Linked DNA regions of Homo sapiens: all the other regions are linked to region 2. Evidence: read pairs that join two places in POLR2A ChIA-PET (ENCODE). Cell type or tissue: OCI-LY7. All regions are shown on one strand. Links, peaks and the distances in the headings refer to the core of each region. The heading gives the core; the rest is flanking DNA. Region 1 overlaps STRBP (spermatid perinuclear RNA binding protein). Region 2 overlaps RABGAP1 (RAB GTPase activating protein 1). Region 3 overlaps RABGAP1 (RAB GTPase activating protein 1).

Region 1 (8,000 bases), core at 1-8,000, 83 kb before region 2:
GTAAATAATAATAGGAAAGTATTGATAAATGGATTTTCTTCACTGAAAGATAGTATAACTTTTTTTATCTTCAGATCAAAGATAATCAGTGTGTCAGTTTTATTGCTGAAGAGCACAATTTTTTTAAACTATTTACAGGCAGTTTATACATTGTGTCTGGTCATGGTCTTGTCACTGAAGGTTCTTGGAAATGTGTAATTTTTCTCATATATGATGTCTGTACAAATGTTACTGTTAGATTTGGAATTCATGTTCATTAGTAATGTTATCTAATTATTTAGTTCTATATGTATCTCAGCTCCTGTGCAAGTTAAATAGTCACGTATTCCAGATTTAAGTTGCACTTTGCTACATGTTTATGTCATGTTAAAAATTTTTTTATTGTGGTAAAATATATAACATAAGATTTGCTATTTTTACTAATTGTAAGTATACATTTCAGTGAAGTTTATGTCTTTTTAATACATTTTCTAATTTTGTTTCTTCTCAAGCCTGGCATATTTTGGAAAGCACTCCTATAGACTTGCTTAACTGGATGAGGTCTGTGATTTAAAGACTTGTACAGGATAATATGCTCCATACTTTTATTTGAAGTTTTATTTTTATTTTTATTTTTTTAGAGATAGGGTGCTCTGTTGCCCAGGCTGGAGCGTAGTAGTGTGATCATAGCTTATTGTAGCCTTGAACTCCTGGGCTCAAGTGATCCTCCTACATCAGCCTCTTGAATAGCTAGGACTATAAGTGTGTGCCATCATGCCTGGCTAATTTAAAAAAAAAGAATTTCGTTTGGAGAGACAGAGTCTTGCTGCATTGCCGAATTTGGTCTCGAATTCCTGACCTCAAGCTATCCTGCCTTGGCCTCCCAAAGTGCTGGGATTACAGACATGAGCCACCATGCCAGGCCTGGATTTTATACTTCTGTGTGTGGATGCTCTTGGTTGTCTATGTACAGTCTTTCCGTTTTGTGGAACAGTCCCTGGGTGAGCCCTTGCCTATGATCCTTCCCATGTGGTGGAACTCAAGGAGTGCAGAATGAGATTCTATTCTTATATCAGAGGCTGGCATGTATTCCAAGGACAGAGTTGTGTTCTGGTAATAAACATATATTGTGCACCTGGTGAGTGTTAACCACTCTGAAGGACACAGAGATGGGTGGGGGGTAGCTTGTATTTATTAAGCAATTAAGCATTTTCCATTGCCAGGCACGGTTAGGCAGCTTTTACCTATGCTGTCTTAATTTAACTTAATGCTTTACCTTTTTCAAAATGGATTCAAAAGTCAAATAACTTATACAAGGTCCTACAATATGTATTATTAGGAATATTAGAATTCTGTTTTTAATTTTAAATTCACATATAGTAAATTCAAATACATTGGGTTGCTTGCTTTACAATAACTGCTATGTTCCAATTTTTAAATTGAAATTCAGAACTGTTTGAATTAGGAATTGATTTTTTGCTCAATCATGCTGTCTTCTACCTGTGGGCTGATAAGACCAAGTATATCATAATTATGGTTTAGAATTTAATAACTGAGCTAATAACAGCTACTGTTTATTGAGTGCCAACTATTGTACCACATACTTTTCCTACTATCTTGCAGCAAATCTACCAGTCTCTAATATTATTATCTTCCTTTCTCCACTCCTGTTTTACTTGTGAAATTTCCTGTGCTCCAAACTTGCTTATAAAAAAAAGAGTGACTCAGAATCATTAACAAACTTTAACTTGCTTAAGGCTACTTAGTAAATATGTGTGGTTGAACCAGGACTCATATTGAAGTTTCTCTGACTCCAGATCCAGTTTTCTTAGCATCTATTCTTCAGTTTCCTGTGAATAACATGTGAAAGTACAGAGCAGGGAGAGACGATGATGTGCTGGTTCTGGAAATCTGCAAAAGCTCCATGAAGGAGGTAGCACTTGGAATAGGCTCAGAGGATGGATAGGGGTAGGGTTTTGGCATGTGGTGAAAGTGAAAGAAAAAAATAAATCTCAGCACCGATCTAGGTATGAGAAAGTATAGAACTGTTTAAGGAATAATAACTGTTGTTTATTGAGCTGTTAATATCTGTTGGGCTCTGGCCAAAGTTTGTTAACATATATTCTCACTACCACTCTGTGAGAAAGGTATTATTCCTGTTTTACAAATGAGGAAGCAGGCTCAAAAGAAGTCAAGTTATTTGAAATTTGTCCAATGTCACACAGTAAGTAGCAGAGCCAGGATTTGAACCAGGAAGCGATGTCATTTTCTAAATTGCTTTCCAATATGGTAAGTGTCCAAGTGTTCAGTGGGACACCAATGAATTAGTAGGTAGAGTGTTATCCAATCAGCGCCTTTGGAAGATTATTCTGGTTGCTGTATACAGTACTTTGGAGATGACAGAGGTCAGAAAGGCCAGTAAGGAGGAGGTTATTGAGGTGGTCTACGTGAGAGGTAATAAAAGCCTGAAGAAACTGGTTTGCAAGTTTGATGGTGATTATAGAGGGATAATTTATAAACCATTACAATATTAGACTTGGAAGAATGAGAGGACAAGGATACAGAGGAAGAAGAAATCAAAGATGACTGATTCTCTATTGTTAATATCAGACAATTGCCTACACTTGGTCACCTGCTTTAAAATGCTTTTTATTTCTATATTTATACCACCTTTAACATTTTTCATTGATTTAATGTTTATTGAATCTCTATAAGTGTGCCAGGCACTGAACCCATGGCTGGATTATTTATCTTCCTTTCTAGTTTCCACTGCCACAATTTGTTTCTCTTCCTTCTCCCTTTCCATTTTATTCTCAACTCTGCTGATTCTTGCCCAACTCTGCTGATTCTTTGCTTATAGCTAGAATGACTGTTTCCCATCTAGGTAGATCAAGATTCTGCTGAAGTCAGACTTTCAGTTTGCCTTGCTTGACATCTCTAATTTTGACCTCTCCCTTTTCTGAACTTGGGAAGCAATCATATAATGTAAGGGACCTGAATGTTGTGGTCAAAACAACTTAGGTTTGAATTTAGGCTTTGCCATTTTACTTTCTTGGTGAACTTGAACAATTAACTTTTCTGAGGCTCACATTTCTTGTCTTGCAAATGGAGGCTTGTGGTGAGATTTAAATGAGAATATGTGACACCTGTTTGTGCTCAGATGTTACTTTCTCTTCCCCTTTTAAATAGGGCACTTAAACTGTTACTGCTTTTGTTGCTTAACTACAGAGTAAGCCTCAGGAGCAGGAGAGACTGTAACTCCTGTAAATATGTTTGCCATACCCAAACACTTGCTTATTTGTTGAAAGACGGTTAAACTTAGTTACTATTTTCATTTGTGATTAAGGGAAATGAACCAATAAGAAACTTTTAGAATTAAAATCAAGGATAGATGAGCACCTTTCTTATGCACCATTTATGACTTGATTTCTTTGAGTGTTTGCTCTTTTAGCTACTCCTGGATTTGGAATGCATATGCTGGCAGTTTATCTTTCCTTCCTTAGCTCTATACTTTTATCACATTTTTCTGCTTTCCCCATAAGCTGATATAGAAAGGGAGGCACTTTAGAATGATATAGTTGGGAGGAACTTTAGCTCATCTAGCCAATAGTCATTTTACTGTTGTGGATACTGAGTCAGCAGGCACTACGAGTAGAATCCAGGTCTTTTAGATTTCTGTGCTGATGTTCTTTCCCAATATACAGTGGTATTCATGTTCCTCACAAATTGCCTAATTACTACTAACACAGAAGGAAGTTTATTTTTATTTTTTGAGACAGGGTCTCATTCTGTCACCCACGCTGGAGTGCAGTGGTGCAAACATGGTTCAGTGCAGCCTCAACCTCCTGGGCTCAAACAATCCTCTCTCCATTGCTTCTTGAATAGCTGGCACTACAGGTGCATGCCACTACACCTGGCTAATTGTTTTACATTTTTTGTGGCAACAGGGTGTTACTGTGTTGCCCAGGTTGGTCTTGAACTACTGGGCTCAAATGATCCTCCTGCCTTGACCTCCCAAAGTGTTGGGATTACAGGCATGAGCCACTGCACCTGGCCAGAAGGAAATTTAAAAGAACAATTTGAAAAAATATTTAAGAGAATACAGTATTTTTGAGTTTTCTTAAGCAATATAAATGTAGTAAAGAATTACAAGATCTGTAGTATGAAATACGTTCCCCATTGACTCCTTGAGGGAAGATAGATACTTTATAAGCCTCAAATCTGAGGCTTAATTTTGTGGATACTTGGATGTCTGGATTTACATACTCCCTTATCAGTTTGTAAGAGTATTCAGGAAGCCAAGTGATGATTAAGTTATAGTTTGGGAAATAGGTTGTGAAAGTAATCATGCAGACTTTTATTTTTAGGGATCAAGGTGGTCGGACATTGTGTGGTGTAATGAGGATTGGCCTGGTTGCAAAAGGCTTGCTGATTAAAGATGATATGGACTTGGAGCTGGTTTTAATGTGCAAAGACAAACCCACAGAGACCCTGTTAAATACAGTCAAAGATAATCTTCCTATTCAGATTCAGGTGAGTACAGTTTAACTGCACCTCTAGGCGAATTTGTAAAAAGGTGAAATAGGTAGTGACTTTGAAAAAATTATTAACCAGAATTGCTAATAGCTAATAGGATAGACACAGACAAAATGAGTACTGCTACTCTGGGTCAATGACTAATTCATCACAGTTAAAGCAAACTTCTGGTGATTTGTACTCAGGATATATTTACCAAATTAAGATGGCCATTAAGGTACCATCTTAAACTTTTCCGTTGTATCTTGCTGAGAATCTTCATTTTTTCCAGGCTAGGTCTCACCATTATAAAGTTCTTGGAAGGGTTGGTATACTGCAGAAAAGAATTGGAAGATTGAAAACAGCCTAGATACTTTCTAGCGACTAAGAGACTTTCTTATCAACGAGAGACTTTCATAGATAGTAATTTTTAAAACTGAAGACTCAGTTAATTTGCCACCTCTTTGTTCTGTTAATGGAAATTACTGTTTATTTCTTGTCTCCAAACCTTTTTTACACTGGGATGCATTTAGAAAAATATGATGCTGGCATGTTCCCTGGAGGATGCTGCTGAAGGCTGAAGGCTCCTCAGGGATGAAGGTAACCATTCTGGGGTTCTGGTCATTCTAGGACCTGCCCTGCCAGCCTACCCCAAGGACTCATTGCATCACTGATTGGGAGTCTGTGATCATCTTCAGTTTCAGATGCATATTGTCTGTGGTCCAATTAAATTACAGCTTTTGATAATTTTATATTAGTTTGTCTTCATATCAATGCCACAGAAATAGATGTTGGCCTCTAAGTCCAAACTTGTGAATTGTTGAATGCTCCCCACCACCACTCACTTTTTAAAATTTAGTTTCTTTTATTTGTATATCTTTTAAAAGGGGTCTTTTTTTCAAGATGTATGAATTCTAAGTTTGTTTTTCTTAGCTTTGTTACTAGATCATTTTCTTTCATATTCACTAGCTGACCCTCAAAACCATCTCTGATTTTTTAGTACCATTCTTGACACTCAGATTTATTTTACTGATTGGCACATTCTCCTGTATTAATTTTGGGGGCACTATGTTATCATTTTGTCTTAATATATGGTTTTTAAAGTGACAGAACATACTTGGCTTTTCCACTTTCAATTTTGATGGAGAAATGTTTTCTGGTCTTTTATAGGGTTGAATCTATTTACCTTTCCCTCCCTTTTAAAAAAATCCTTTTGTGATCATTTGGAGGAAGGAGAGTGGAACATAGCTTTATGTATTAAACATGCAATAAAGCTTTACAAAGTGGAAAGCTAATTAATGGGCTTTCTGGCTAACTATACTTGTAGTTTATTAGAATATTAATAAAGTTCCCGTTTCAATTTTTATTTTGTTTTAGCATTTAATCTGTATTTCTGCTGTTAGTATAGTAAACATCGTTACTCTTACATGTAGAATTATCAGAATCAGACATACTAGTGGCTTTTTCACCCACCTCACCCCCTTTCTGTTCCTTTCATGAATCTTGTTTCTTATGAGAATGATCATATTCCTCATCCTCAGATGTTGCAGCATTGAAAAAGGGTTGAGAACCAGTGCAACAGTAAATCGGAGTTTTTATTCAGAAAATCTATCACATCTCTCCTGTTTTGAAGACAGAGAAGATTGGGCCAAGCTTTAGTTGGCATTGTTAGAGCTTTCTCTGTGCAGATCACAACTTTGTAAACTCCACATTGTTTCTCTCTTGAGTGAGGGTCTTTATTTATGAGCATCGCAGTTTAAAAAGGTTCTTGTCTAGTTAGCAAGTATTCAAGGGGGTTACCCTGGAGGGTGTACAGGGTATACAAACCATCTCAAATTTTAGGAGACTGAAGCTTTTTAGGCTAAAGAAACTAAAAAAGATATAAATACCTTTAGGTCTTCGAAATGCTGTCTGGCAGAAGGTAAAAGAGGTGTGAACTCTTAAGACTAATGGTGGAAATTAGGAGAAGTATCTTTCAATTTAACATAGCTAATAGATTTCTCCAACAATAAATCTATGTTTGGGTAAAGATACATTTTCTTGTAAAATGGGGATGATGATTGTACACTAATCTCAGATTAAAATGTATACATGTACACACATGCCCACATATATACACATGTGTGCAAGTGTATTGTTACTAATAATATTCATGAAATTAAGTGTGACTTTTACAATTAAACCTTTCTCCCCGAGCACCCTCCGCCCCTCCTGCCCTGCCCAGTTTTCATGGTGTTTGTGTGGAAAACCAGTCTCTGATACGATATTATTTCCTTATGGACCAAAAATCTTTTTCCCGAGCACTTAACATAGCAAAACTTTCAGTTATCTAAGTACGTTAGTTAGCTGAGGTTTTACCTTACCTTTTCTCTTCATACTCTTTCCTAGGATGCTTTTAGAACTTCTTTGAGCAAAGGAGGAGGAGGATGACCAAAACCAGAAATCACTTAAAATTACTCTAGCACAAAATGCATATTATGTTTATTATTTTGGGTGTGTCTTATGGTGATCGACATGCATAATTGAAAAATGAAGTTCAATTTATTCTTTGATAGACATCTTTAATGCTCTTTTAGTGACAAAATGAATGTGAGCTGTTTTTTGCAGTTTCTTTATATTCTGGTTCTTTTATCTACGTATGGCCTTTCCCTTCCTTGGCTTCCTCTATTCAAAAGTAGGATAATGAGTTTTCCCTTTCCTACTTTTTTGGGATCGTTTAATGGTAAAATGCTATTTTTACATAAGTGACTTTGAATTCTTTTAATACACACTGATGAGCAGGGACTTGGTAGTGTCCCTATTCAGCCTGGCTACTGTATGTCAGGTAATAGACACTAAATTTCACCACTAAGAAAAAAAGCCCCGTGTAACTTATTTTAAATCATATATTTAATGTATAATAATATATTAAGCATAACTTAATATATAATTCTGATCAGGTGATTATTTTGTGGGAGGCCCCTACCTAAATTGTACGTTTGTTTATATTTGTATGTTAAAAGAAGCAATGTAGGTTTTCTGTAGATGTCAGATGACTTGACCCATAGTGGTAGGTCCCATTGGAAGATCTCTGAGACCTGTTGTCGGAGAAGGGAAGAAGTTATTTGTTTATACTCATTGTTTCCTCCTGGTCAGTGACTGTGCAGAGATACTTTTTCATTCATGCTTATTTGGTGCTCTTTAAAAAGCTCCATAATCCTATATTCATAAGTTTTTGCCAAGTAGGAGTTCCTGTTCAGGCTGCTCTACAAAAAGAGCTATTGTTTTGGAGAGCAGTCCCAGCTATTTCTTATTTTATAATAGTTCTCTGTAATAATTTTAAGAACAACAATTTACCATTTATCACATACTGATGCTATTGGCATTTTACTTTCAAATATTAGAATGGTTTTAAATATTGTTTCATAATTGTATGGATGGTTGACATTGTGGTTGCTTTTTAAAGAATGGAGAAAGAGGGTTTTCTTGTAAGTTGGGAGGAGAGAAAAGTGTTATCCCCAGTAAAG
Region 2 (8,636 bases), core at 305-8,304:
TAATGGTATATTCTAAAAGGATTAAAATCAGGCAGGATATAATCTCTGATCACAACAGAAATAAATGAAAAATAACAGAAAAGTTTCTGGGAAAAACAATAGTTGGAAATTAAATTACATACTACTAATAAACTTGTATAAGTGAAAGAATAAATCACAAGAACTGAATGAAAATAAAAGCACAACACATCAGAGTATGTGGAATGCAGCTGAAAATAGTGCTTACATGGAGATTTCTGATTTTTTTTTTTTTTCTTCAAAGACACAGGGTCACATTCTGTTGCCCAGGCTAAAATGCAGTGGTACGATCATAGCTCACCATAACCTTGAACTCCTGCGCTCAAACAATACTCCCATCTCAGCCTCCCAAGCAGCTGGGACTACAGGCATGTGTCACTATGCTCAGCTATTTTTCAAAAATTTTTTGTAGAGACAAATTCTTGCTATATTGCCCAGGCTGGTCTTGAACTCTTGGGCTCAAGCAATCTTCCTGCTTTGGCCTCCAAAGTGCTGGGATTACAGGCATGAGCCATTGTGCCTGGCTGAGATTAATAACTTTAAATGCTTATTTTAGAAAAGAAGAAAGGTCCAGAGTTATTCAAACTTCCTCTTTAAGAAGCCAGAAAAAGAGCAAATGAAACCCAAAGAAAGTAAAAGCAGAAATCAATGAAACAAGACAACAGAGAAAACTCAATAAAAGCAAAAGCTGGCTTTTTTTTTTTTTTTTTTTTTTTTTGGGACAAGGTTTCACTCTGTCACCCAGGCTGGAGTGCAGTGGCATGATCTCGGTTCACTGCAGCCCCTGCCTCCCGGGTTCAAGTGATCCTCTCACCTAAGCCTCCTATGTAGCTGGGAATATAGGCATGTGACACCACAGCCAGCTAATTTTTGCCATGTTGCCCAGGCTAAAGCTGGCTTTTGAAAAGATCAACACAACTGATAAACTTCTAGCTAAGTTGGTTATGGAAAAGTGGGAAAAAGAAATGACGTACATCAGGAATGAAAATGAAACATCTCTACATATCTTATAAATATTAAAAGAATACAAACAACCTTATATCAACATACTTAAGATGAAATGGATATATTACTTGAAAGACACAAATTATAACAACAGACACACGAAAAATTAGAAAATTTGCATAGCTCCATATCTAGAAAAGAAAAAGAATTCACAATTAATTTCCTGCAAAGAAAATTTCAGGTCTGCGTGACTTCACTAGGGAACTAAAGACTTAATCAAAGAACAATCATATACAAAGTCCTCAAGAAAACAAGAGGGAACACTTCTCACTTCATTTTACGAGGCCAGCATTCCCTAATGACAAAACCAGACAAAAACATTAAATAAAACTCCAGACAAATATTCCTTATGAACATATAAATATTTAATAAGAATTAAAATCTTTAATAAAAAATAGAAACCCCAACTGGAGTTTATCCTAGGAATGCAAGGTTGGTTTACATTGAAAAGTGAATTTATTTCACTATATTAACAAAATTAAGGAGAAATACCAAATGATTATCTCAACAGACACAGGAAAAGCATTTGACAAAATTCAACACCCATTCATGACAAAAACTCTCAGCAAACAGGAACAGAGGAGAATTTATTTCCTCAACCTACTCTACGAAAAACCTACAGCTAATGTCCAGAACCAGGCAATGATGTCCACTCTAACCATTCAGCATCATTCTGAAGATGCTAGTCAGTGCAGTGAGACAAGAAAAAGAGAGGCAGATAAATATGAAAGGAAGAAAAACTGTATTCAGAGATGATATGATTGTATATGTGGAAAATCTGAAAAAATATATTTAAAAAGCTGCCAGACTAACAAATGAGTTTTTACAAGGTCACAGGATACAAGGTCACAACACAAAGACCAACTGCATCTCTAGAGACTAGCAATACACAACTGGAAGATGAAATTTAAAAAACAATACCACTTTACAAAAATAGATTAAAACATGCACGTCTTGTAAATTGAACACTAAAAAACATTGCTACTGAGAGAAACTGAAAAAGATCTTAATAAAGGAAAATTTTAACATGTTCTGGATTGAATGCTTCAACTGTTGTTCAGATGTCAGTTCTCCCCAAATTGATCTACAGATTCCATGAACCTCACTCAAAAGCCAGAGGCTTTTATTTCTAGATATTCATAAGCTGATTCTAACACTGATACAGAAATGCAAAGAACAACAAAGTCAGAGAACTCACATGAACTGATTTTAAGATTTATTATAAAGCTACAGTAAGCAAGACAGTGTGGTATTGGCTTAAGGATAGACACAGAAACAGACGGAGCAGACAGAATCAAGAAGTGAACCCGCCAATTTAGGGTCAATTGATTTTTAATAAAGGGGCCAAGCTAACTCAATGGGGCAAGTTCAGCAATCTGCAAAATGTCACAGAACTAATAAGGAGCTGAGGCAGAGTTTACATCCTGCTGGACAGCAGTTGGGCTCACCAGCAAGTTTCCTTCACTCTCATGTCTGTCTCAACACAGAGGAGTGACCCTGCTAGAGGGGACTCGGACATGGTCCTATCAGCTCTGCAGGGACCTTCCATAGCTTCCCCTCATCCTTTTAACACCAGTGTCAGGTCTAGTCATTACTCCCATTTCATACAGAAAGCTTGATTGGGGTCACCGAGGAATTAAGTGGCTGGCATGGAATTTCTCCACAGCTGTTGTGTGAAGAACAGCAAAAGTGACAGGTGATGAATAACAAAAGTGATGTATAATCAACCGAAAATACAAGAGGGCCCTGGAAATTTTAAAGCCTCACACCAGAGCTTTTCTCTGAGATGCAGGAAGGAAAGAGCTCAAAGGAATGACGTTCTTTCAAAAACCTAAGTCCCTAAAGTAAAAAAATAATGAAAGGGCCCCACACTCCTCCCTTCAGTGAGGAAGAATCTAGCTGATTTTCAGTGATGATTCAGAAGAAACTACAGAGAGAAGTCTAACTTGGGAAGGGAAAGTGAGTGTGGGAAAGGTGTGTCTGCAGCATTTTAGATGACTGCAGGATGGGCCCTGGTGTGATGCTCCTGAGCCCTGCCGCCTGCTTAGGAGGGTGAGCTCTGGTGTCAGCCCTTCAATTTGAGGGCTTGGCCACTAGCTGGGTGATCTGTGTGGGATATTTAACCTCTTTTTGCTTCAGTTTCCTCATCAGTAAAATGGGGATCATAATTATATCCCTTCTACAACACGGCCTACTCTGAGGATTTGATAATATATAGAAAGCACTTAGAACAGTGCCTAGCACTTGGTAAGTGCTCAAGAAATGTTAGCTCTTATGTCACAATCCCTGGTCCTCATGTTTTTGATACGGTTATGACATTGATTCATAGCTCCTTGTCCCATATTTACTGTGGAAACAGGCTGGCACTGTAAAAAAAAAGCCTGGGCATTCCAGTTCCATGGGCCTGGCTCTGCTTCTTCCTGGGTACCTTCAACTGAATCTCAAGTTTTATAGCTGTTAAAAAAAACAAATCCTCATCCATAAATGGAACTTACATTACTGTTCTCTCAAGGCTGAGGTAAGGGTAAGAGAGATCAAAGTTTAGTAAAATGCTTATCATAGTGCCTAGCACCACAAATCATCAGTAAATGGGAGCTCATATTATAATTCTTATTATTTTGCACTCCTAATATCAGGAATGAAACCTGGTTCTCTCACTACTGTGTCAGGATAAGATGACTTGAAAAAGGGTTTATACTGTTTAGGGGCAGGTTTTAAGAACATAAGTAGTCTACGACTCACTAGTGGGTGTCACTGTTAATACTGGGCCTGTTAGACTGGAAAATACAACAGCTCAAACTAAAAATCCACCTGGAATTTTAGCCTAAGCTGCCTCTTAATTTCATTGTAGGACACAAAGGCTCCTATTCAAGACCCATATTTTTTTTCTTTTCCTTTTTTTCCTCCTTTCTGCATGACCCATGGCTGTTATGAGGGCTGTGTTAGGCACACACCTCTGGCCCTGCTTCAGTAGTCCCTGCTCCATGTACACCTGCCTCCCTCCACTCACTAGGCAGAAATACCCGAACAGGGAGAGAATGACCCATATAGTGTTTCTACAAAGAGGAACAGAGGATATGCTGGGAATTTGCACCGTAAGGAGGAAACTCAACCCTGATGAGCAGACTGTGGTAAGCCAAAAAGCCATCAAAAGACCTCAGGTTCTGGTCATTGAGGGCTAATGACCTTGAAACATTCTCCCTGCAAAAACTGCAAAGAGGAGCCTTCCCTGTTAAATTCAGTTATTTGTAGATGACAAGCAGACAAGCAGAGGGCGCTAACAATGCCTGTGCCTGATTTTTTTTTAATGATGCTTTCATATACATCTAATTATGTAATTCTCTCTATACCCTGTGACATAGCTATTATTTTACCACCCCTCATTTTACAAGGTGTCCAAGGTGAGCTGAAAGCAGAGTAGCTGGCATTAGAATCCAGGTCCATCCTACATTTTCTGAATGGGTAGATACTGTGGTCTCTGTCTCACCTGTTAACCACTTTGAGAATCTGATGAAACCATAGTCTTTCTACCTAGGAGAACTAAATGAAAGCATAGCCTTTCAAGGAAATGCATGAGTACACAAAATTTTTGTAAGCTTCTGGTGGATGTCAAGGACATCCTGAAATTCATGGACCCTATTTCAGTGCATATAATGTAAGACCCCCGTAAAAATCCTCAACAGCCTGAGCCCATCCCTGGAACTTTAGGAAACCAATGAGTAGAAAGGTAATCCTAGGAGCCTAGCAGGGAAACCTAAAGGGTTGGCAAACTACAGTCCAAGGGCCAAATCCAGCCTGTCACTTGTTTTTGTAAATAAAGCTTTTAACTGGAACATAGCCATGCTCATTCATTTGCATATCATCTATGTCTGCTTTTGCTAAGTAGTAGCAATGTAGACTGTAGGGCCATAAGCCTCAAACACTTATTATCCATCCCTTTACAGAAAATGTTTGCCAACTTCTGACCTAAACCATGATCGAGAGATTATACCATTTCTTCTAAGGTTAGTCTGTAGTACAGAAAATAGAAAAGGGTTTCTGCCAGGAAAGACATCATTCCAAAATTGTTAAGATTAGGAGAAGCAAAGAAAAATGAAACATCTGTCAACAGAAACTCCTGATGAAACTGCAAGTTGCTGAGGTACTGAGCTGCATTCCAACTGGCAATGCTTTTTCAACAGTCACCAAATATGTAGGATAACAAAATCTCTTCCTGTCTGAGGAGGGAGGTTAACGTAATTATAATGATTAAATGCTCCTGCCAATTATAGTAATGTAAGAATTAACCACAAGGTCTCTTAATCAAATGATGTTTGGGAAAGAAGCTCAAGGATTATGTGCACAATGAGAAAAGAATGTGGTAAGGAGGGCTTTGTGAGACAACAGATAATTCCTGAAGGAAAGGAGGGAAGTGACACTGACAAGCAAGTTGTATCACAAGCGGGAAACTTTACAGGTGGCTAGAATAACAATCACTAAAATTCCAGGATTTCTCTTGAGGGGAAAAGTCAAGTGTCTCAGTGAGATCTTTCCCTTCAGACCCGTTGGACTTACGTTATCCAGGTCCTTCCGTAGTGCAATCTTGCTGGTCACCAGCTCATGGGCTAAGTCATCGTTTTCCTGTTCCAACCTCATGTTAGCTTCTTGTAGACGCCTATTCTCCCGCTGAAGGGTAGAAAGAAACCAGTTACAGACACATAAAAATCAGATGGAAATGAAAATTTCTCAGGGCTAAACCTCAAAATAAATTTCTAAGTCCTATGGAAACAATAAGAGAAATGGCTGGACCTGATGTGTTTCCAAATCAACAATTTCTTATTTTCTAGCTCCATAAAGAAATACTTAACTGATTCAAGTGACTTTGTCAAGCACCTACTATTTGTTAACTGTGACGAAAAGCCACTGAACTGTAACAAACCAGGCAGCTGGTTTGAAGCAAAAACAGATCTTGCTTGCTAATTTGCAAACTCAAACCTGAACCTACAGAGGAATTGAATTTTAAAAAGGACTCAATAAAGCTAGTTACAGGCGCAATCATATGAAATGAAAGCATGGGAGCTCCTCACACGTAGGCCATAAGCAAACAAACCTCAAATCGCTCGATGGGGTCTTCTTGCTGGGCCTGCTGTTCCCTCATGGTGTGATATTCTTTCTCGTATTTTTTCAACTTCTTCTGACTAATCTGTAGGATAAATCATAGGGTAAATTAAGAAGTATTAGAAAGTAGTGGGTGCTTCAGTGCCTGCACTGAAGACCAAGACTTCTGGTGGCCTGGGCAATCTCAGTCATTATGGATGTGGTATTTCCTATTTTTTTGGAGGGAAATCATCAGAGTAGGGTATAAGCCCAGGACCCCAAATTCTCAATGCGTTTAGAGTTCTGTTGGAGATGTTTGGGTCCTAAGGCTTTAACTGACAGTATTAGAATGAACACCCTACAGACGGCTCCTCCTACAAGTTCTGGGTCCTATTTGTCCCTAATAATAATGCCACCATTTTATTTAGCATATACCAGTGCTGCTGCTAAATCCTTTAAATCTGTGACCTCACAGCACCTCTACGAGGTGTGCTATTCTCATCCTCATCTTATAGGCAAGTTAACTGAGGTATAAGGAGGTTGGTTATGTAACTTGACCAAAGTCACACAATAAGGGACTGGGAGATCTGGGATTTGAGCCCTGGCAGTTGGACTCCATCCAAAGTCCTCACTATCCTAGCACCTCTCTATCCCCTCCCTTTCCTCTCTCCTACCTTCTTCTGTGCTGCTTTCAAACAGACAGTTATCTCTACCCTTAAAAACACAGCTGTGCTGACTACTCTGCTTAGATGCCCTCTCACCCCATCAGATTATTGTTCTCTTTCTCTCAAGCCTTTTCTTACCCACCATTGCAAACCACAGGCCTATATCTTCACCTCCATTGCTTCAAGACCTGCCCCTCCTTAATGTAAGTCAGGCCTCTGCTCTGACTACTCTATGAAAGAACCCTCTTGAAGGTCACCAGTGGTGTCTTTTTCCTCTGTCCAGTGGTCTTACATCTCCCCAACTAAACTTCAAAACTCCCTGACTTTCATGCTTTAACATGACCAATCTTCTCTGCTTTCTTCTAGAAAATCTTTTCTCCCTTTATTCTCTTGGCTTTCCTTCTAGGTAACAGGCTTTCCCCCTCTTTACTGGTTGGCTCTGTCTCCTTCTTCAAGCTAAACTATAACCAAGGGCAACATACCTTCAAGATGCAACTGGCTTTTTTTTCCTCTTTGAGACAGGATCTCTATCACCCAAGCTGGAGTGCAGTAGTGTGATCTCAGCTCACTGCAGCCTTGACATCCTGTGGCAAGTTGATCCTCCCGCCCCAGCCTCCCAAGGAGCTGGGACTACAGGCACACGACACCACACCTGGCTGATTTTTATTTTTTGTAGGGATGGAGTTTTGCTATGTTGCCCAGGCTGGGTGACTATCTTTCCTTCCTCTGAACAGCTAGCCATTCCCTATGGCATTGGCATTGTTTTAAATTACATGTTCAAAAGTTATGAGATATAATAGAAAAGTGATTAAAAAAAAAACAGATGTGTGCAATTTAAGGACTGATTATGGCTGGGTGCAGTGGCTCACACCTGTAATCTCAGCACTTTGGGAGGCCAAGGCAGAAGGATCACTTGAGGCCAGGAGTTTGAAACCAGCCTGGGCAACACAGCAAGACTCTCTCTACAAAAAAATATAAAAATTGGCCAGGTATGGTGGCATGTGCCTGTAGTCCCAGCTACTCTGGAGGCTGAGGTGGGAGGATCCCTTGAGCCAAGGAGGTTGAGAATGGAGTGAGCCAAGCCAAGACTGCACCACTGTGTCCCAATCTGGGTGACAAGAGAGAGACCCCATCTAAATAATTAAAAAAAAAAAAAGAATATGAAACTAATGGTAATCCCTTCCTGAAACTTCAGTAATCAGCACTAAAGTGCTGACGTGGAAATCTGCCTGTTAGTCCCCAGGTCCAGGTAACTAGGACTCTCAGATCTACTCCACTCTAACTTTCTTATTTTACAGATGAAGAAATAAGACCTAGAAAGGGAACAGGATAGGCCCACATTTGCTGCGTGTTGGTGTCAGTGTCTCCAGACGCTCTCAGTGGGAGAGTGTGTTCCTCTCCCATTGACTGTGGACACCTCCCCTAGTCAGGCTGTTTGCAGGTCTGCCTCAATCAGAGCTCTATTCCTGGAGTCTGGCTGCTGCCCAAGGTTAGACAGCCAGGAAGACAGCATTCTGCTCCAGCTGACCTCTACAGAAAGATGCTCACTCAACACCTGGGGTGAGGCCACAAACTGGAGCAGGACATCTTTAAGCTGAGATCTTCTGCAGTTTAGGCCCAATGCTAGGGTAAACTTTTATTGTGTACCTAAGTGACTCACAAAGAAAGCACCTAAGTAAAATGTCTATGCAATCAGTAAGTGTATAGACAATCCTAACAGATCAATAGTAGTGGAACAGAAAATAAATGCGGCTGCGAACAGCAAACACTTCATCCCAGTGCTTTTGCATTCTGAATAAATGAGAGGAAGGGCAGTGGTTATGAGGCTCCCATGGCACTTTATTAAAAAAAAACAAATTGACACCAAATCCT
Region 3 (8,636 bases), core at 257-8,256, 100 kb after region 2:
AATACAAAAATTAGCTGGGTGTGATGGCACATGCCTACAGTCCCAGCTATTCGGGAGGCTGAGGCAGGAGAATCGCTTGAACCAGGGAGGCAGAGGTTGCACTGAGCCAAGTTTGCGCCACTACACTCCAGCATGGGTGACAGAGCGAGACTACATCTCAAAAAAAAAAAAAAAAAAAATCATTTGATATTTGCAGGTAAACCACTAAAGCATTTATAAAGCTAAAAAAATCACTCCTATGCCCCCTAAAACATAACCTTAATTTTCTCTTTTGTTGCTGTAAAGCATGTTTCATGGCATCTGACATACAGAACTCAAAAAAAGTAAGTATTCTTTCCTTTATATTTATCACTGGGCTTTACAGATAGATTATTATCACCTTCTTTGCTTAAACATATAATGAAGAAAAAGATACTTAATCATAGATCTTTTGAGTTTCAAAGCAAGGTATCTTTAAAAAGTAATAGAAATGAGGAAGATATGGCCAATAAGCTGTTGTCCAACACTTCCCTTAAGCACTGTTAACTTTATTATAAACCAGTGTAATAATTATAAAATACTAACTAGTGATAAGGTTAATAAACATCAGCTTAATTAAAAAGGTAAAAATATTCTTTTTCTTTTTTTGAGGCAGGATCTTGATCTGTCACCCAGGTTGCAGCACAGTGGCACAATCTCATAGTTCACTACAGCCTCAAACTCCTGGGCTCAAGCTATCTTCCTGCCTCAACCTCCAGGATACCTAGGATTACAGGTACATGCCACCATGCCTAGCTAATTTTTTAAATTTTTGGTAGAGATGGATCTTGCTATGTTGCCCAGGCTGGTCTCGAACTCATGGGCTCAAGCAATCCTCCCACCTCAGCCTCCCCAAGTGCTGGGATTACAGATGTGAGCCACAGCAAAGTTCTTAAAATGACAGTTTAACAAAATAATCCCCTGTTCTCCCACACACCACTTTCTCTAGCTCACTGTTCTCAAAGGTAAACATCTGTCCATGGCCATCAGCCAATATGCAAAAAATCTAAATTGTATCTTATTTCTGTACAACTTTAAGATAATGGCAATAGAACCATTAGTAGCTACCGTAAATGGCTAGATAAAAGCTCTGAACACCTACTCAAACTTAAAGGTAGCCCTAAAGAAATACTAATTTGAAGCCCTTCTGCACTTTATTACTATTTATACTAATTCAAGAACATTTTTGAATACTTCCATTAGAAAATCAAAGAATCTTAGCAAAGAACTCTAAAAATGTCAAAAATGTTCAAAGAAAATTTTTGCATATCAAACTGTTAAATATTTGTGACAGAGTTTTCACCTATAAGGAAATGGAAGGGTCTCAATTTTCAACTTGTAATAGATACACTGGTCTCTATGTTCTTTGGATGCTCAAGTAAATATAATCCCATTGTTTAGCAGTTTAAAACAACAACAATAGACAGAAAGTTGTCTCTGGTGTTCTGAATCTACAGGGATGCAGTAACAGGAAGCAGAATGGAGAGTGTAATCAGTGGGTGTTCACCTCACTGAATGTCAGGGTCCTAGATCATATTTCTGGTCTAATAACTACATCATGTGAATGTATCCAAGTAGGGAATTTAGTATTTAATTTCTATTGTATAAAATAAGAAACTGAAGTACAGGCTTAATTTCCCTGGCTTTACCTATAAATAAGCACAGTATAAACTACCCAATTTATCTCATGAGGACGGTTAGTGGATTAAGTAAAACAAAAAAGAAGTGTCTTGAATGGTACTTTGAATGAAAATGCTCAATTTAGGTCGGGCACGGTGGCTCATGCTTGGAATCCCAGCACTATGGGAGGCCGAGGCAGGTGGATCATTTGAGGTCAGGAGTTTGAGACCAGCCTGGCCAACATGGTAAAACCCTGTCTCTATTGAAAATACAAAAATTAGCCGGGCGTGGCAGCACATGTCTGTAATCCCAGCTACTTAGGAGGCTGAGGCAGGAGAATCACTTGAACCTGGGAGGCAGAGGTTGCAGTGAGCCGAGACTGCGCCACTGTACGCCAGCGTGGGTGACAGAGCGAGACTCCGTCTCAAAAAGAAAAAAAAGTGTGAGACCCTGTCTCAACAACAAACAAACAAATGCTCAGTTTTCCCATGGGCAAAATGGAGAAGCAGGTTTCTAATCATAATAATTTAAAAATTGGCCAGGCATGGTGGCTCACGCCTGTAATCCCAGCAATTTGGGAGGCTGAGGCAGGTGGATCACCTGAGGTCAGGAGTTCGAGACCAGCCTGGCCAACATGGTGAAACCCCGTCTCTACTAAAAGTACAAAAAGTAGCCAGGCGTGGCGGTGGGCACCTATAATTCCAGCTACTCGGGAGGTTGAAGCAGTAGAATCACTTGAACCCGGGAGAAGGAGGTTGCAATGAGCCAAGATCACGCCATTGCACTCCAGCCTGAGTGACAAGAGGAAAAACTCCGTCTCAAAATAATAATAATAATAATTTAAAAATTATACTTTTTCAGAAATGAGAAGAGCATTAATTATTCTCATCATACTTTGTCTATATTTATGTTAAAGTAAAACCACAGTAAATCTTGTGTTATACACAAATATGAGTTGGACAGGGGATAAGTAATATCCATAAACCAACATGTTTTAGTACTCTATTCAACACTTAATTTCTACTTTTAAAATTTGCTATTAATATTATACACAGTATGTTGGAGAACATTCATAATAATAATTCTTTGAAAACCTCAATGATTATTTCTGCAGATAAATTTCCATACATATTACAGAATTACTGGATAAGAGGAACTACCTTTGACAAGTTTAAATCTGACAAACCAAGGTATATTTTGCTAGGATTTCATACATCTAAAGTACTGTTGTGTTAACCTAATATATTTAGGTATAATAATTATTTTGGTATAATAATTATTTAGGTATAATATTTAGATAAAATAAATATTTAGGTATAATAGTAAGTATATAATAGGTTTTATATAATAATAGGTATATAACTATTACATAATTTATATGTATAATATATAATTATTATTATACCTAAATAATATATATTAACCTAATATATTTAGGTATATTGATCATTATACTTAAATAATATATTTAAGTTAACATAACAGTATTTATTATAAACCAGAAATTCAGCAAAGCCATGTAGCAAAAGGAGAACAAAGTCCTAACAAATGTGAAAAGCAAATCTGACCATCCAGGGATTTTCTGTAATAGCACTTTGTCAGTATTAACAAATAGAACAGAGATGTTTATGATCATTCTACCTTGAATATGCCTGATTTCAGAAGGAAGGGAAGTTATACTGATACTTCTGAGGGATCTTAATCTTTCCTATTTAATAATTAGAATTTACAGACCAAAACTACATAAATATTTTCAATAAAGAAAAAAAGGCCAGGCATGGTGAATCATGCCTATAATCCCAGCACTCTGGGAGGCCCAGGTAAATGGATCACTTGAGGCCGGGAGTTTGAGACCAGCCTGGCCAACACGGCGAAACCCTGTCTCTACTGAAAAATAGAAAAAATTAGCCCGGTATGGTGGCAGATGCTTGTAATCCCAGCTACTCAGGAGGCTGAGGCATGAGAATTGCTTGAACCTGGGAGACAGAGGTTGCGGTGAACCGTGATCGTGCCACTACATTCCAGCCTTGGTGACAGAGCAAGGCTCTGTCTCAAAAAAAAAAGAAAGAAAATATATTTAGTTTAAAGGTTGCTTAACAAGGTAAAAAACTACTTAAAATTATACAGATTATAATTTTCACTTTGCAGGGCAGGAAGGTACATTGCAGGAAGGACTACCTCACAGCATTGCTTTGAGAATAGAAATAGTCAGGAATGGTTGGCTCATGCCTGTAATCCCAACACTTTGACAAGCTGAGACTATCACTTGAGACCACGAGTTCAAGACCAACCTGGGCAATGTGGCAAGACCCCATCTCTAGAAAAACTTAAAAAAAAATTAGCCAGACATAGTGGCATGCATCCGTGGTCCCAGCTACTCAGGAGGGCGAGGTGGGAGGACTGCTTGAGACCAGAAGGCTGAGGCTGCAGTGAGTCATGTTTGTACCATTGCATTCAAGCCTGAGCAACAGCGTGAGGCGTATCTCAAAAAAAAAAAAAAAAGAGAGAGAGAGAATAGAAATCTATCTAATTAGAAAGCATAGAGCACAATGAGTCATACTTTACTCCTCAAAGTTTAAGCTGCACTGTACACTAAATTGGCCACCAGATGGCATGACAATTCCAAAGTCTGAAGAAAGACTAAAAATTATCAGTTTTTCTAATAATCTAATAAACCAATCACTGTGCTTAATTTAAAAGCAAAATATTAGAAATATTCATATTTTTATATAACTTCATTTTACCAATTTAATGAGGTAGTCATGGAGGAAACAGACTTCTACATGCAATTACTGATTATAATACAATCATTTTGGGACATGGGCTGTAATTTTAAAAACATCAAGTCATCTTGCAACCATAAAATTTTAAAGTGAGAAAGGGTTTTAGAGTCTAGCCACCTCATTTAATAAATGAGGAAACTACTGACAGATGTAAAGAAACTTGGAAATGGGGACACTGTTAATAGTAACAATAATTAAACTAAAGCTAAGTTTTGACTTCTATTCCATGGTTCTTTCCACCACTCAAAGGATTATCATTATATTTAAAAATTAAAATCAGTCACTTCTAACCCTACAAAAGATTAGACTTCAGACACAGACCTTATTTCTCCCCTTCCAATGTATGCAGATAACTTTACTGGGAAAACTTGACTTGAAAAGGCTTAAGATTTTTAGATTATTAATATAAGTAAATCAACCAACTAAAACAAGCAAATACAATCAGCAAAACAAATATAGCTACAAATCCAGCTGACTAAGCTTTGGCCATATATATATATATATATATATATATATATATATATATATTTTTTTTTTTTTTTTTTTTTTTTTTTTGAGACGGAGTTTCGTTCTCGTTGCCCAGGCTGGAGTGCAGTGGCAGGATCTCGGCTCACTGCAACCTCTGCCTGCCGGGTTCAAGCGATTCTCCTGCCTCAGCCTCCCAAGTAGCTGGGATTACAGGCACCCACCACCACGCCCGGCTAATTTTGTATTTTTAGTAGAGACAAGGTTTCTCCATGTTGGTCAGGCTCATCTCGAACTCCCGACCTCAGGTGATCCGTCCGCCTCAGCCACCCAAAGAGCTGGGATTACAGGTGTGAGCCACAGCGCCTGGCGGTTTGGCCATATTTTTGTGAGCAGTTAGCCACTTGGTATCTGACTAAAAGAAGGTAGCAACATGTTCCCAATATGACAATTTTTTTAATTGCTTTAAAATTCTTCAAACTTTGCCTCTGTTAAATTTATGTATTTATATGCCTTTATCATCCAGATTTTTTTTAAAAGCCCTCCCTTTAAAAGCCATCATTTTATGGTATGAAAGTTATAATCTGACCTAGAATTTCCCCTGAACCACAGCATGTTAATACATGAATAAAATAAGATTCCCTACCTAAAATAACCTTTACCATCATCTTCTTTTATTTCTAAAGACACAGAGAAGGTAAAGATGTCACTGTCAGGAGTCTGGGGTGCAGCAGTGGCTGAAAGTGGGGTCTGCTTGGCAGAACGGCGGAAGGCAGTGGCAAAACTGTAAAGTATCCGGCTTACCTACAACCAGACATGTTAGGAAATGGGCTGTTATCAAAAGATATAAAATACCTTTATTAAGGCTGGAAGATTACCTACTTTGGAGGGCAATAATTATCTTTATCCCACTTATTTCTTTTGGTAAATTACCTAATTTGTTAGGCCTATAAAGCAAGCAACACTAAAAATGTCCAGACAAGGGGTTTTAAAAAAGAAATGGTTGTAAGCACTATAAATCCAATTTAAAAATCACTTCCTAAATTGTTAGAAACTATCTGAAGATATTACAATGAAAACAGTCCTAACAAGTTTTGATTTAAAAGAATGGTTTGCAAATCTGTCAATGTTAGAACCAGAATGCCTACTTAACCCAATCAAAAGTAGCCAACAGATCTCCTCTGACATTCTTAGTAGTAGTAACAAAGTTCTAGTTAATCAAATTTTTAGTTAATTTATATTTTGGCCCATGAGGCTAGAATCACTAAAACAATAGCAGAGAATTTCATCTGGCTTATGAGTGATCATAATAAATACCATAATCATTTCAACCTAGTGAGGGCACTGGTGAAGTTTCATTTGCAGAGAGTTTTCTCTTGAGGACTTACAGCTTCTTGTATTTCACACCGGAAGACGTGTATTCTGAAGAGCTCTGCATTGTAATGACTTTCAGTGAAAGCAAAACAGTCACTCTCAGGAGTTCCATCATGCCCTCTGACACAGAAGAGGATTTTGTAGATAGGGTAGTTTGCTATTTCAGTGTTTGTCTGAGGATCTAAGAGTCTGTTCAGAGAAAAAGATACAGAGAGATTACAGGAATTATGAACAATCTGCACTACGTTTAGATTAAGATGTGAGACTCATTCTTTCTAGTAAGAAGATCATATATTTGGTATGCTGATATTAACCTTAAATTTTAATAAGTAACTCATATGTGAATTCCGGAAGCTATTGATTACGTAATTCCATAGTACTAAAAACCATATAGTATCATGTTTTAGGGAGGCAAACAGAAAGGTATAAACAATATCAATAAGCACATTTCTTATACAGTCTGCTACAAAATAAAGACGATTAATACGTAAATTAGACTACCAAAATACATCATTGAAGCTGTGCTTTTTTTTTTTTTTTTTTGAGACAAGTTTCGCTCTTGTTGCCCAGGCTGGAGTGCAATGGCGCAATCTCAGCTCACCGCAACCTCCGCCTCCTGGGTTCAAGTGATTCTCCTGCCTCAGCCTCCCAAGTAGCTGGGATTACAGGGATGTGCCACCATGCCCGGCTAATTTTTTGTATTTTTAGTAGAGACAGGGCAGGTTAGCCAGAATGGTCTCAATCTTCCGACCTCAGGTGATCCGCCCACCTAGGCCTCCCAAAGTGCTGGGATTACAGGCATAAGCCACCACACCTGGGCAAAGCTGTGCTTCTAATTATCTCCTTTAAAAATGACCTAATCTGTTATGAAAAAATAAAAAACAAAAAACTGATGCTTTTTCTCAGACTGAAACAAGTTTTTTTTTGATTCATGGAAAATAAGGACAGAAATTATACAAAATGTTAACTCCTCAAAAAAAAAAAAATCATGAATAAAAGCAAAAGGATGCCATTCAGTAAAAAATCAAAGGGATAGCATTCATTCAAAAATCTACTTATTCAACAAATATTTATGTGATACCTACAACATTCCAGACTCTGATCAGGGCAGTAAGGCACAACTATGGAAGGTCTAAAAAGAAACTATGCAATTTCAACACTATGTGGGTAGAGCCATTAATGGGAAAGCCTAGAAGGCCTTGCTCATCACGGAAATACCTAGGAAGAGGATCTAACACAGGTTTGAAAGCACTTTTATGAAAACTCTAAAAATGTGGGGTAAAACCGACTAGCTTTCTAACTTCTTTTATAGAATTAAAAATATATTAAAGTCTAACTTCAGTTAGAGGAATGAGTATTGACTAAGAAACATATAGAAATGAGTGCTAAACACATTTTATTAATAGTTTATCATTAATAAATAGAATTTGTGAGTCTTTGCAAAATAGTTATTTAAATACTTAAGGGGAAAAATTACATATACAGATTATTTTACTACAATCAACACACAGCTATTACTCTGTCACCATGAAAGTCCAAAATACTTCTGAGGATACTGAGAAATGGATATTCTATATACTGCTGATAAAAGTATAAACTAGATCAATATTTCTAGATGGCTAGTTGGCAATGTTATTAGAAGCAATAAAAATAGACAAACTCAATAAGTTTACTTCTAGGAATTTATCCTAAGGAAATCAACAGAAGTCTAAAAAGATTGAGCTCAAAGATACCTATTTATAAAACACTGATATTCCCATATAATTAAAACTAGCTATCATCATTCATGCTTTTTTCTCTGAAAGATAAAAGCCTTAAAATGTCTAATATAAGAGATGGGTTATTTATTTATAACCCATTCATATGCCATCATAAATTAAAATTTTTAATAATATTTACTGGCATGAAAAGAGGTTTACGATATAAAACTAAGTACAAGATGGTATGTACAGGTCCATTGCTGTTAAAAAAAAAAGTTGATTCTAACAGTTGTAAATTATGTATGTATATATATGCAGGTATATTTACATATACCTAGACATATACATATACCAATATGCAAAGAAGATCTTAATAAGCCAAGATGTTAACTGTATTTATTAGTGGTAGAGTAGAATTAAGGCTATTTTTATGTGGCAATTTTTTTAAATAAGCATGTATCTTTGGTAATAGGGAAAAAAAATTTATTTTACCTGCATTCATCTGACTTATTGAGCAACAGTATATTTAGCTGGTTGATACAGACATCTGATTAGCTATCTGCAATTGTTATTTGTTCTATTAGTATAAACAGCTAGAGGCTTCTCTGTGCCTCAGTTTTCTCATCTTTTTTTTTCATTTTGCTTTGTTGAGACAGGGTCTCACTTTGTCACTCAG

What was found. ChIA-PET counts read pairs that join two places held together with the same protein. Peaks named below come from ENCODE experiments on the same cell type or tissue, not always from the same donor. Only the 100,000 strongest peaks of a DNase experiment are listed, where the experiment ranks them.
Region 1: POLR2A ChIA-PET joins it to region 2 with 7 read pairs; 3 of 35 experiments call an interaction of 5 or more read pairs at or near these places.
Region 3: POLR2A ChIA-PET joins it to region 2 with 5 read pairs; 2 of 35 experiments call an interaction of 5 or more read pairs at or near these places.

The regions. Positions count from the first base shown.
Region 1 is chr9:123,170,189-123,178,188 of GRCh38, reverse strand. STRBP (spermatid perinuclear RNA binding protein) reads left to right here. Exons shown (of 19, transcript NM_018387.5): 5 at 4,347-4,512. Among named protein-coding and RNA genes, the nearest start is that of MIR600HG, 59 kb to the right of the region's middle. RefSeq lists enhancers at 1,904-1,963, 2,684-3,395. In OCI-LY7, for the core only: CTCF peaks have their summits at 6,783, 7,118 and 7,444; DNase peaks (open chromatin) are centred at 2,208, 3,118 and 3,868; H3K4me3 peaks cover 4,123 bases; H3K27ac peaks cover 8,000 bases.
Region 2 is chr9:123,087,327-123,095,962 of GRCh38, reverse strand. It overlaps RABGAP1 (RAB GTPase activating protein 1), which reads right to left. Exons shown (of 26, transcript NM_012197.4): 20 at 6,113-6,205; 21 at 5,578-5,688. Among named protein-coding and RNA genes, the nearest start is that of MIR600, 20 kb to the left of the region's middle. In OCI-LY7, for the core only: CTCF peaks have their summits at 4,117 and 4,325; DNase peaks (open chromatin) are centred at 621, 4,282 and 5,972; H3K4me3 peaks cover 2,008 bases; H3K27ac peaks cover 3,764 bases.
Region 3 is chr9:122,987,110-122,995,745 of GRCh38, reverse strand. It overlaps RABGAP1 (RAB GTPase activating protein 1), which reads right to left. Exons shown (of 26, transcript NM_012197.4): 5 at 6,275-6,449; 6 at 5,533-5,690. Among named protein-coding and RNA genes, the nearest start is that of GPR21, 42 kb to the left of the region's middle. In OCI-LY7, for the core only: CTCF peaks have their summits at 4,053 and 4,254 (motif pointing right); a DNase peak (open chromatin) is centred at 4,235.